Linked DNA regions of Homo sapiens: region 1 is linked to region 2. The links are chromatin loops, found by intact Hi-C in ENCODE. Cell type or tissue: A673. All regions are shown on one strand. Links, peaks and the distances in the headings refer to the core of each region. The heading gives the core; the rest is flanking DNA. Region 1 overlaps CDC14A (cell division cycle 14A). Region 2 has its middle 41 kb from the start of AGL.

Region 1 (5,393 bases), core at 312-5,311, 640 kb after region 2:
CAGTTTTTTTTTTTTTTTTAGAATGGACTAATTTAAATAATTTGTTCTGCTTATTCTGTAGGGGTTGTTTAAACCAGTGTTATCAGAATTTTGCATTTCTAAGAATCACCTGGGAAGCTATGCTGAAAATGGTGATCCTGGGCCCCAACCACAGCAAATATGATTTGATAGTTCTGGGGTGGGGCCCAGGAGTCTGCTTCTTTCATATGAATTACCCTAAGTGTTTCTGATGCTGATGGCGCATGTTCTGTGTTTTGAAAAAACACTGATAGATGTACTGGAGCTTGGCTTGCTAGTTTCTTTTTCTATTTTTAATGACTTGATCATGTAACTTTTAAATGTACCTGTGGTTTTGTATTCTGTTGTAATCTGTATAGCTTCATGATTTATAAAATAAAAGATTCTGTTCTCTTTAAAATATTAGATCTGAGCTAGCTGGATAGTTTTTAAAAGTTCTAAGTCATTGTTTACAAAACTGAGTATGACTTTTACTTTGTGATAAAAATATGTTTTTTTTTTTAAATTGTAAGAGCAGTCAAGTATAATTCTACTTTGTCAGAAACTATCTCATGAAACAGATTCTCCCAAGGTAGAGTTTTAGGAACAAATAAGGGCCTATTAAGTAGAAATATTAAGAAATATTACATATATATTATGTATTGTATATATAAATATACTATATTATGTATTATATATAAATATACTATATTATATATAGTATATATAAATATATACTATATATTATATATAAATATATATATTCTCTCATCAAATATTATTAAGGACCTATTAAGTAGAAATATTAAGGAAGAAAAAACAGTAAAAGATGCAGGGTTTTTTTGGGGGGCTAAATATCTCCCTATGATAAAAGGAAGACAAAAACTCATAAGAATAATTGATTTTTCTTCTCCTAACAAAGAAGTTAATCACTATGATCTATTCTGTCATAGTTAGGTCTAGTTCCCAACAGGTTCTAACTATAAATTTGTTTTATTTCATTTTGTATACATATAATTTTACATACAAAACTGATGTAAATTAGAAATCAAGGCATCTTTTGTGGGGCTTTTTCATGTTATTCTAAGTGTTTTTTTAGTTCCAGTAAGACAGTCTTAATGCAATATAACCAGTTTTATAAAAAGATTTCTAGATATGCATTAAACATCAAAGGTTTCAAGCTGTCTCTTCAGATTAGTGAGGATCATTTCTGTAAGTAGGAGTTCCAGAAATGATGAGTAGAGTTTATCAATTTAGCATGGAAAAACTAATTCAAATTCTGCTTTTAGGGATTACAACATGGATTTTTTGACTTTGAGACATTTGATGTGGATGAATATGAACATTATGAGGTTTGTACATTTAATTTTTTTTACAAAACATAATTTCATGTTGATTAATTTTTTCCCCCTGTCACACTCATGTATTGCAAATCGAGTGGGTGCTAAATAAAAGCATTCTGGAGTTTTCCATAGTGGTCAGTTTTGTCCTTTCAGCCTTGGTTATTTCCTTTGAATCAGGAGTCACCAAAATTTTATTTTGGAAAAACAACATATCTATATATATTCTCTCATTTATATACAATCACTTTGCACCTTTAGTTTATAAGAAAAATCTAGTAGGGTAGTAAAATTATGTTACTTTTATTTTAGAAATCAGGTTTTATTTAAAATAAAACTGAATTTGTACCTTTTATTTATTTATTTTTGAGGCGGTGTCTAGCTCTTTTGTCCAGGCTGAAATGCAGTGGCACAATCTCGGATCACTGCAACCTCTGCCTCCCCAGGCTCAAGCTATCCTCCCACCTCAGCCTCCCAAGCAGCTGGAATTACAGGTGCATGCCACCATGTCTGGCTAATTTTTTTTTTTTTTTAAAGACAGGATTTCACCATGTTGCCCAGGCTGGTCTTGAACTCCTGAGCTCAAGTGATCCTCTTGCCTCGGCCTCCCAAAGTGCTGGGATTACAGGCATGAGCCACCATGCCAAGCCCCCTTATAATATTTTTGGTTGTATAAATTTTATTTTGAAATATGGCTGAATTTACTTAGTTCTAAAAGTTCACTGAATTTTTTTTTCCCCATGGCATCATTACAAGACTTTTGATTAATGTCTTGACTGCTCAAAATGCAGGCAAAGGCTATCTCCAAGCTGGTTTGCGCTGTAAGGAGATGTTGAAGCAGAGTAGGATAAGGAGGAGTCTAGAAGTCATTAACTTTTTCTGAAAGATGAGAAGCCTGTACAATGTGAGTAGGTTCAACATTCTCGGAAGGTGAACTCATCCGTTGGGTTTCCCCAGAGGAGTAATACAATTTATCTCTATCCTTAGTAAGATAAGGACAGCCCTCACATTTGGGGCCCTAGTCTAGAATAGGGCTGTTTGGATATTCTGTTTCCATGTTAAATGCAACATATCTGAAAAGAAACTGATCATCTTTTACCCAAACATGGTCCTCTGCTTTGTGTGTGTTACCACATTGCCATCCTACTGAGCACCCAGCCTCAAGGCTAGAAACATTGCTGTTTTCCTCCCTAACCTAGTGAGTATTCGGATCACTTCTACTGGTGCCACAGGATGTATTAATTATATCTGTCTTTCCTCTCTGTTCTCACTTCCTTCCCTCTGACTCAGGTCTCACGTCTTTTCCTGTGGACCTTTCATTTTAATAGTTCTCTAACTGAGCACGGCCCTTCTCCTCCCAGGCTGCCTTACACACACCTGAGTGATCCTAAAATAGAGTTCTCATCTTGCTTGTCTTGTTCTTGGCCCCAAACCGGCTGTTTCTCCCATTGCCCTGCTGAAATGTGGATAAACTCTCCTGTCCTGGCATTCTTAGCTGTGATGAGCTCCAGCCTACCCTTCTAGCCCCATCTCCTGTTACTTCACTGTACGTACTCTGTGTTCCAGCTCCTCAAACTGCTTAGTTACTGTTTCTTGAATATCCCTGTTGCTTGGCTGAGGTTGCTTTTTCCCAGATTCCCATCCTTTTAACCTCCCGCTCCTCCATTTCGTTTGTGTTAAAATCCTGCACAGATTACATCTCACCTCTGGAGTACTCTTCTTCCCTGCCTTCAATTTCATGTGTTACAATTTGTACTTTCCATTTTTCTTATATCATGGCTATTTGTGTACAAGCCTAATTTTCCTTATTAGGTTGCAAATTCCCTGTGGATGGAATTATGACCAAATAGAAAAACATATACTTTGTTCTTGGATAGAAAGACTTAACATCATAAAGCTGCTACTTTTCCCAAAATTAATACATTTAATGCAATTTATGAAAAAAACCCAAAGAGAGTTTTTTTTAATACCATAAAAGCATTTTAGTAGTGACAAAGTAAGATTCCCCTCTAAAATCCCCAAGTTAGAAACAAAGGGAATATGTACTTATAAGAAAGAAGGTCAGATAACTTGTAGTACATCTGAATCACTGAATGTTATGCAGTCATTTTAAAAAATGAATTGAGCTATACCACTTATCTTGGAATGATTTCTATAATGTTTGTTGAAGAGAAAGGATATGGAAGAGTGCTTTAATAAAATCCATCTTTGTAATAAAACAAACAATAGTAAGACACTCCCTAGCCCACACATCTAGGTGTCTACATTATATGACCAGAGGTGACTTACTTTGAAGCTAATGAAGCTTAAATTTTAGAGAGCCTCACCCCCTCAACTTGTATGGGCACCTTTTACAGTCCTATACCCAATTTTGTGTTAATAATTTTTTACTCTAAGATGGACCCTCAAATTAGGTGAGTTTCAGACCCCACCAAAACCTGGATCTCTGCCCCATGTATATGAACATGAAGAATGCAAATGGCCCATTGTATTAATTATTAAATATACAGCCAAACACTAAAGCCATTTCAATTAAAGGAGAGATGGAGGCAGGAGGGGGTTGGAAGCGGTGAGAGAGAAGAAGGAACAATTCAAGGAGAAAACTTGTGGATGTTTTATTTATTCCTTCCTTCCTTCCTCTCTGTCTAACTTTAATGGTGATGCTGAGGGTTAGTTGAAAAAAATCTTGAAAAACCTGAAGCAGACAGTGCAATTTTATTCTTGGAAACCAACCAGCCAAACAAACAAAAATCTGACAAGAAGGTAGTCATGGTTTCACCTTGACAACAACCATCTAGGTGATGGGAGGGGAGCAGTCAGTTTTGGTGAAGACTTGATGTTGTCAAACAACTTCTTTTTTTTGAGAATGATTTATCTGTTCTATTATAAAGCCTATAAAATAGAAAACCACTATTGTGATTGGCAGGTGGTAGGTATTTCTTAATTTTTAGTTTCTTAATTTCTTAAATGTTTAAGGAATAAATGAATAAAGGAACTCTTTTCTGACAATCTGTGGGCCCAGTCATTTCCTGTCAGATTTCTCTTGCTGTTTGCCCTGTTCTAGTGAGTATGATATTTGGTGAACTTGTGGAATAGCTGAATTCATACATTTTATTAGCTCCAGTAAAGTCAGTATTCCAGTGAAGGCAGTGTAGTTTTCAAAGCAAAATTTTATTGTTGACAGCAATTTGTGAGACTGTAAGCCTTAGATGATTAGGGGATGTTCAAGATGCAACTTTTCTTTGCTAAAGTACATTTAGTAAATGATATGGCTCAGAAAAACAAAAAACAAAAAAACCCCAAAAAAGCCTAAAACAATAAGACTGTATCTCTATGTGAGATTAAAGGGGAATCTTATAGAAAGAGTGCTACTTATAAATGCTTCTAGTGATGAGGTCAACAGAATGTGGGAAATGCTTTGTTGTGTAAAGTCTACAGATAAACCTCTGCCCATCCTGCAAAAGGTTATATGCATCTTCCTCCTGCAATTCCAGGGTCTAAAGCAGTGCTGTCCAATAGAAATGTGAAAGTCATATCATGAAATTAGTTTTAACAATACATTTTACTTGTTGTAAATATGTTGTTTACATATTTAGTAATATACCTAAAATAGCATTTAACATGTAAGCAATACAAAAATTATTAATGATGTATGTATTTTGCATTTTTTTTTGAATTAAGCCTCAGAAACCCAGTGTGTAGTTTATTTATTTTATTTATTGTGTTTTTTTGAGAGAGGGTCTCGCTCTGTCACCCAGGCTGGAGTGCAGTGGTGCAACCTAGGCTCACTGTAGCCTTGACCCTCTGGGCTCAAGCCATCCTCCCACCTCAGCCTCCAGAGTAGCTGGGACCACAGGTGTGTGCCACCTTGCCCTGCTAATTTTTGTATTTTTTTGTAGAGATGGGGTTTCGCCATGTTGCCCAGGTTGGTCTCAAACTCCTGGACTCAAGCAATCCGCCCACCTTGTCTTTCCAAAGTCCTGGGATTGCAAGTGTGAGCCACTACGCCTGGCCTCCAGTGTGCAGTTTATACTATAGCATATCTTAATTTAGACT
Region 2 (5,393 bases), core at 260-5,259:
TTGGTGGGAGAGAAGGGACAATTCTGAACAAAGAATGGTGTTTGACAATTATATTTATTGCCAAAAACAGTCTCCAAGGACTTATATTGCAGTCCTAGGAAGAGGGGAATGATGTAAGTAAAACCAAAGAACTGTGTATTAATTATTGCTGTGTAACAAATTACCACACATTTAATGGCTGAAAACAGTTCACATTTACAGATGCTCCTCAACTTACAATGGGGTTACATCTCAATAAGCCCACCATAAGTTGAAAATATTGTAAGTCAAAAATGCATTAAATATATCTAACTTACCGAACATCATAGTTTAGCCTAGCCTACCTTAAACATGCTTGGAACACTTACATTAGCCCACTATCAGGCCAAATCATCTGGAAACACAGTACACTGTAGAGTACCCAGTTGTTTACCCTTCTGATTGTGTGGCTGACTGGGAGCTGTGGCTTGCTGCCACTGCCCAGCATGGAGAGAGAATATTGTACTGTATATCACTAGCCTGTGAAAATATCAAAATTCAAAATACAGTTTCTCCTGAATACTTAACGTCCTTTGTCCCATCATGAAGTCACAAAAATCATAAGTTGAACCATAGTAAGTCAAGGACTGTCTGTATAAGCTCACAGAATCTGGGCATAGCTTAACTGGGTCCTCTCCTTCAAGGTCTCTCATCAGGCTGCAATCAAGGTGTTGGCCAAGGCTGTGATCTCATCTGAAAGCTCAACCGAAGAGGATGATCTGCTTCCAAGTTCATGTGGTTGTTACAATTCCCTGTGTTTTGTTGGACTGAGAGCCTCAATTTCTTGCAGCTGACAGCCAGCAGCCACCCTCAGTTTCTTTTCACTGAGTCTCCCTAGCATGGCTGCTTGCTTCATGCATGCAAACCCAGAAGGCGATCAAGAGAGTCTGCTAGCATGTAAATTAGCGCAACCACTATGGAGAACAGTTTGGTGGTTCCTCAAAAAACTAAAAATTGAGTTACTATATGATCCAGCAATCCCATTGCTGGGTATACCCAAAAGAAATGAAGTCAGTATATTGAAGAGATATCTGCACCCCTATGTTTGCTGCAGCACTGTTTACAATAGCTAAGATTTGGACAAACTAAGTGTCCACCAACAGATGAATGGATAAAGAATATGTTATACATATACACAATGGAATACTATTCAGCCATAAAAAGAATAAGATCCCATCACTTACTACAACACAGATGGAACCGGAGATCATTTTACTAAGTGAAATAAGCCAGGCACACAAAGACAAACACTGCATGTTCTCACTTATTTGTGTGATATAAAAATTAAAACAGTTGAACTCATGGACATAGAAAGTAAAAGGACAGTTACCAGAGGTTGGGAAGGATAGTGTGTGGGGCAGGGAGAAGGTGGGAATGGTTAATGGGTACAAGAAAATAGAAAGAATGAATAAGACCTATTTTATCATTTACCTATTTTATCATTTATCTGTTGTGCTATCGCACAACAGAGTGACTATAGTTAATAATAACTTAATTGCACATCTTAAAATAACTCAAAGAGTGTAAATGGATTGTTTGTTACTCAAAGAATAAATGCTTGAGGGGATGGATACCCTATTCTCCATGATGTGGTTATATCACATTTCATGCCTGTAATCAAAACATCTCATGTACCCCATAAATATATACACCTACTATACCCACAAAAATTAAAAAATAAAACTAAAAAAGAGAGTCTGTTAGCAATACAGAAGTTACAATACTGTCCAGTGTAATTGCAGTGTGACATCCCATCACCTCAGCCATATTCTGTTGGTTAAAAGCTAGTCACAGGTCTCATCCACACTCCTGTGAAGGGATTACATAAGCCATAATATCAGGGACAGGGACATATGGAGCCCATTTTAGAATCTTTCTGCCTCAAACTGGTTCATCAAAAACTCTGAAAGTCACTGGAGTATCAGCAGCATGCTTTAGTAGAGCGTAACATAAGAGAAGAAGAAAGTATTTAGTAGTGGAATCTTCTCGTCAGTGTAAGAGCACAGAGAACCTAGAGGGACTTGGGAACAATCTGAGGCTGAAGGATACTAAAACAAACTAGAATTCCTTGTATTTTTGTTTCGGACCAGCCTTAAAAGGGAAACACATTAAAGTCAGTAAATGTAAATAACCACACGGTGGCAGTAGATGCCAAGAAATTTTAAGTGTTACGTGTAACTGAGGGCATGGAAGAGCAAGTTTATCTCCCTATATGGCCACCCACGTTTTCCTTTCTGTCTGACTGCTGGAAGGAAAGGGGGAGGTAACTAGAATCTTTCCACACACTCATCCCTGAAGCACTACCCATAAAGTATTACCACTGAAGAGTGAGGACATAGACAGTTCACTGTATTCCTCCCCCAATTCCTAGAAGAGTAGTAAGGGTCTTAAGGCGGGAGAATGAGACCTCCTGAAATACTTATGAAGCCTTCCCTTATCAAGTACTCACAGCCAAATATTTCAGAGTGGCGTTAATTAAAACAATGTCATACTTGGTCTGCTGTGAAGCCTGCCTAGTTCAGAGTTGATACCACTGGGGAAATCCCAGGGGAAAATAAGTGTCAAATAAAAGAAGGAATATTATTTCCACAAATGAGAGACATTAAGGATAAAGGCTTAACACCATATAGGCATGCCTCACATATATATACAGTGCATATATTCACACGTACACTGTACAGAATTCCATAGTTAGCATTACCCAGTCAGAGTGACTAGATCTGGCATTAATAAAAGAGGAGATAACTCAACAGAATTGAGTGCTCCAAAGTTGTATTACGAGAGAGGTTTTATTATCTGAGTTTATGTATAAACCGAGAAATCTTAATAAGACCTTTTCTGATTGTCTCATATCTTCTTAATTAGTCCATATCCAAAGGGGTTAATAACTGGCACTGTTCGAATTTGTTTAATCCTGAGATATTCTACAAAGGCAGTTTGGTGTTACAAAAGTGAAAGTTCCTTATATGTTTAGGTTTTCTTTTTTTCATAGACAAGGTCTCACTATATTGCCCAGGTTGGTCTCAAACTCCTGGACTCAAGCTATCCTCCCACCTCAACCTCCCAAAGTGCTGGGATTACAGGCACGACCCTCTGTGCCCAGCTACGTTCTTTTTCTAGGTAATATAACATTCCCTTTTGCTAATAGATGGGCCAAAGAGTTTGAAAGTGCCTCATCAAATCTAAAATGGTTGTGTTTGTTTTATATAAATGACAATGGTCCAATAGTTGGCTAGTCTTGGAGGGTTGGTAAATTTCTTTCTTTCTTTTTTTTTTTTTTTTTTCTGAGATAGGGTCTCACTCTGTCACACAGGATGGAGTGCAGTGGCATAAACACAGCTCCCTGTAGCCTCTATCTCCCAAGCTCAAGTGATTCTCCCACCTCAGCCCCACAAGTAGCTGGGACCACAGGTGCAATCCTCCCACCTCAGTCCCCCAAGTAGCTGGGACTACAGGCATGCGCCACCAAGCCCAGCTAATTTTTGTATTTTTGTAGAGACCAAGTTCCACCATGTTGCCCAGGCTGGTCTCCAACTCCTGAGCTCAGGCATTCTGCCCAGCTCAGCTCCCCGAACTGCTAGGATTACAGGTGTGAGCCACCATTTCTGCCCAAGCGTTGGTAAATTTTTAACATTATCTTTTGCCAACTATATACCCATACAAATCACAATAATATGTAATCACCTGAGGAGTTAATATGAGCAAAGATCTGAATCAATTGAAAAGGTGAGCTATGTAGAAATATGGGGAAAAGATTATTCCAGAATGAGAAAACAGCAAGAGCATGTTTGTTACATTCAAGGAATAGCAACATGGCCAGCCTGCTTGGAGTACAGTGAGAATGGGATCATTTGCTAGACTCACAGAGAAAATTTTAAAAATAAGAAATAAAAGTTTAAAGAAAGAAAAGGAAAGAGTGGTGGGTGATGAGGTCAGAGGGAGAAGTAGAACCAGATTGTGTAGAGACTTGCAAGCCACACCAAGGGCTCTGGATTTTACTCCAGGTGTGATGAAAACCAGTGGAGTTTTCTGAACACAATTCGTGGTTTTAAGAGGTAACAATAAAACATATATTCTTTTTTTTTTTAGGTTTGAAAAAGGAAAGTTTATTAGAAAGGAAGAACACTGCAAATGGGTGCAGGAGTGTGCCTCAGCAAGAGAACCAAGTGTGCCCCTGACATACTCTAAGTCTTACATAAAATGTATGTGATATCTGTGATTCATACTTACTTGGAGAACTGAACAAGTGAAGAGGTCTGAATTACAATACATTTGTGGGAAGAACTGACAGAATTGGATGAATTGAATGTGAAAATAGGAGATGGAAAAATCAAGAATTACTTCAAGGTTTAGAATTGCTATGGTCTGAATATTTGTGTGCCCTCACCACCTGCCAATTCACATATTGAAACTTAATTCAACTCCCAATGTGATAGTATTAGGTGAGGCTTTTCGGGGGTGATTAGGTCCTTCAGGATAAGAGATTAATCCCATTTGTGCCACTTGCCAAATGGAATTAGTGTCCTTGTAAAACAGGCTGCCTTGCCCTTTCTACTGTGTGAGGACACAGGAAGAAGGTGCCATTTATGAACCAGGAAATGTGCCCTCATCAGATACAGAATCTGCTGGGGCCTTGATCTTAGACTTCCCAGCCTCCAGAACTGTGAGAAATGAATTTCTGTTTTTTATAAGCCACCCACTTTTTGGTATTTTGTTCTAGCAGCCCAAATGGACTGAGATAAGGGAGATGGGGAGGGAGTGGAACATGTTAGGGAGCATATCAAGATGTGGCTTCAGACAAGTCAAACTTAAGATACCCAGGGAGTTGAGAATCATTTCAGACCTAGAATCAGCAGAACTTGGTGACTAGCTAGATTGGAGTTAGCAAGGAGAAGTCTCTTGAGCTTGCTACGTTTGTCTCTTAGATGAACCATTCCTAATACCTTCAGGTTTCTTCCAGGCACATAACCAATACAACTAGGATTGAAAATCTCCAGACTACGACAAACTCAGAATATTTTCCTACAATAATTGTAATATGTTGAGTAAATGCATCTGGTTCATATTTAGCTATAACTTCTTATTTAACAAAATCAAAAATAGTCATTGGAGAGGATATTTTTCGCCTTTCAATTGATAGTCACCATGTCCTTTGGATTATGTAGCTAAAAAACAAAACTATTAAAATCACAGCCATCATAGTTACTTCAGAATTGTTGTGGCTCTGAGTGGATAATAGTAATAACTATTGAGCAATAACTATTGAATAATAACAATGAACAATTATTTCAAGCCTGTCACTCATCATAGTGAGAGGATGACCAAAAGAAAAAATGGTTTCTGCTAGATGATCTTACAGTCAAGTTCAGAGACCA

Evidence for each region. Hi-C counts contacts between places; a loop is a spot of excess contacts. Peaks named below come from ENCODE experiments on the same cell type or tissue, not always from the same donor. Only the 100,000 strongest peaks of a DNase experiment are listed, where the experiment ranks them.
Region 1: it touches region 2 in a loop (4-fold over the local background); 62 of 110 quality-filtered maps call a loop at or near these places.

Annotation. Positions count from the first base shown.
Region 1 is chr1:100,441,648-100,447,040 of GRCh38, forward strand. It overlaps CDC14A (cell division cycle 14A), which reads left to right. Exons shown (of 16, transcript NM_003672.4): 7 at 1,287-1,349. Among named protein-coding and RNA genes, the nearest start is that of CDC14A, 92 kb to the left of the region's middle. In A673, for the core only: a CTCF peak has its summit at 2,847; no DNase peak of the experiment used is centred there.
Region 2 is chr1:99,806,679-99,812,071 of GRCh38, forward strand. No RefSeq gene overlaps it. Among named protein-coding and RNA genes, the nearest start is that of AGL, 41 kb to the right of the region's middle. RefSeq lists an enhancer at 2,596-3,096. In A673, for the core only: a CTCF peak has its summit at 2,148 (motif pointing right); a DNase peak (open chromatin) is centred at 2,213.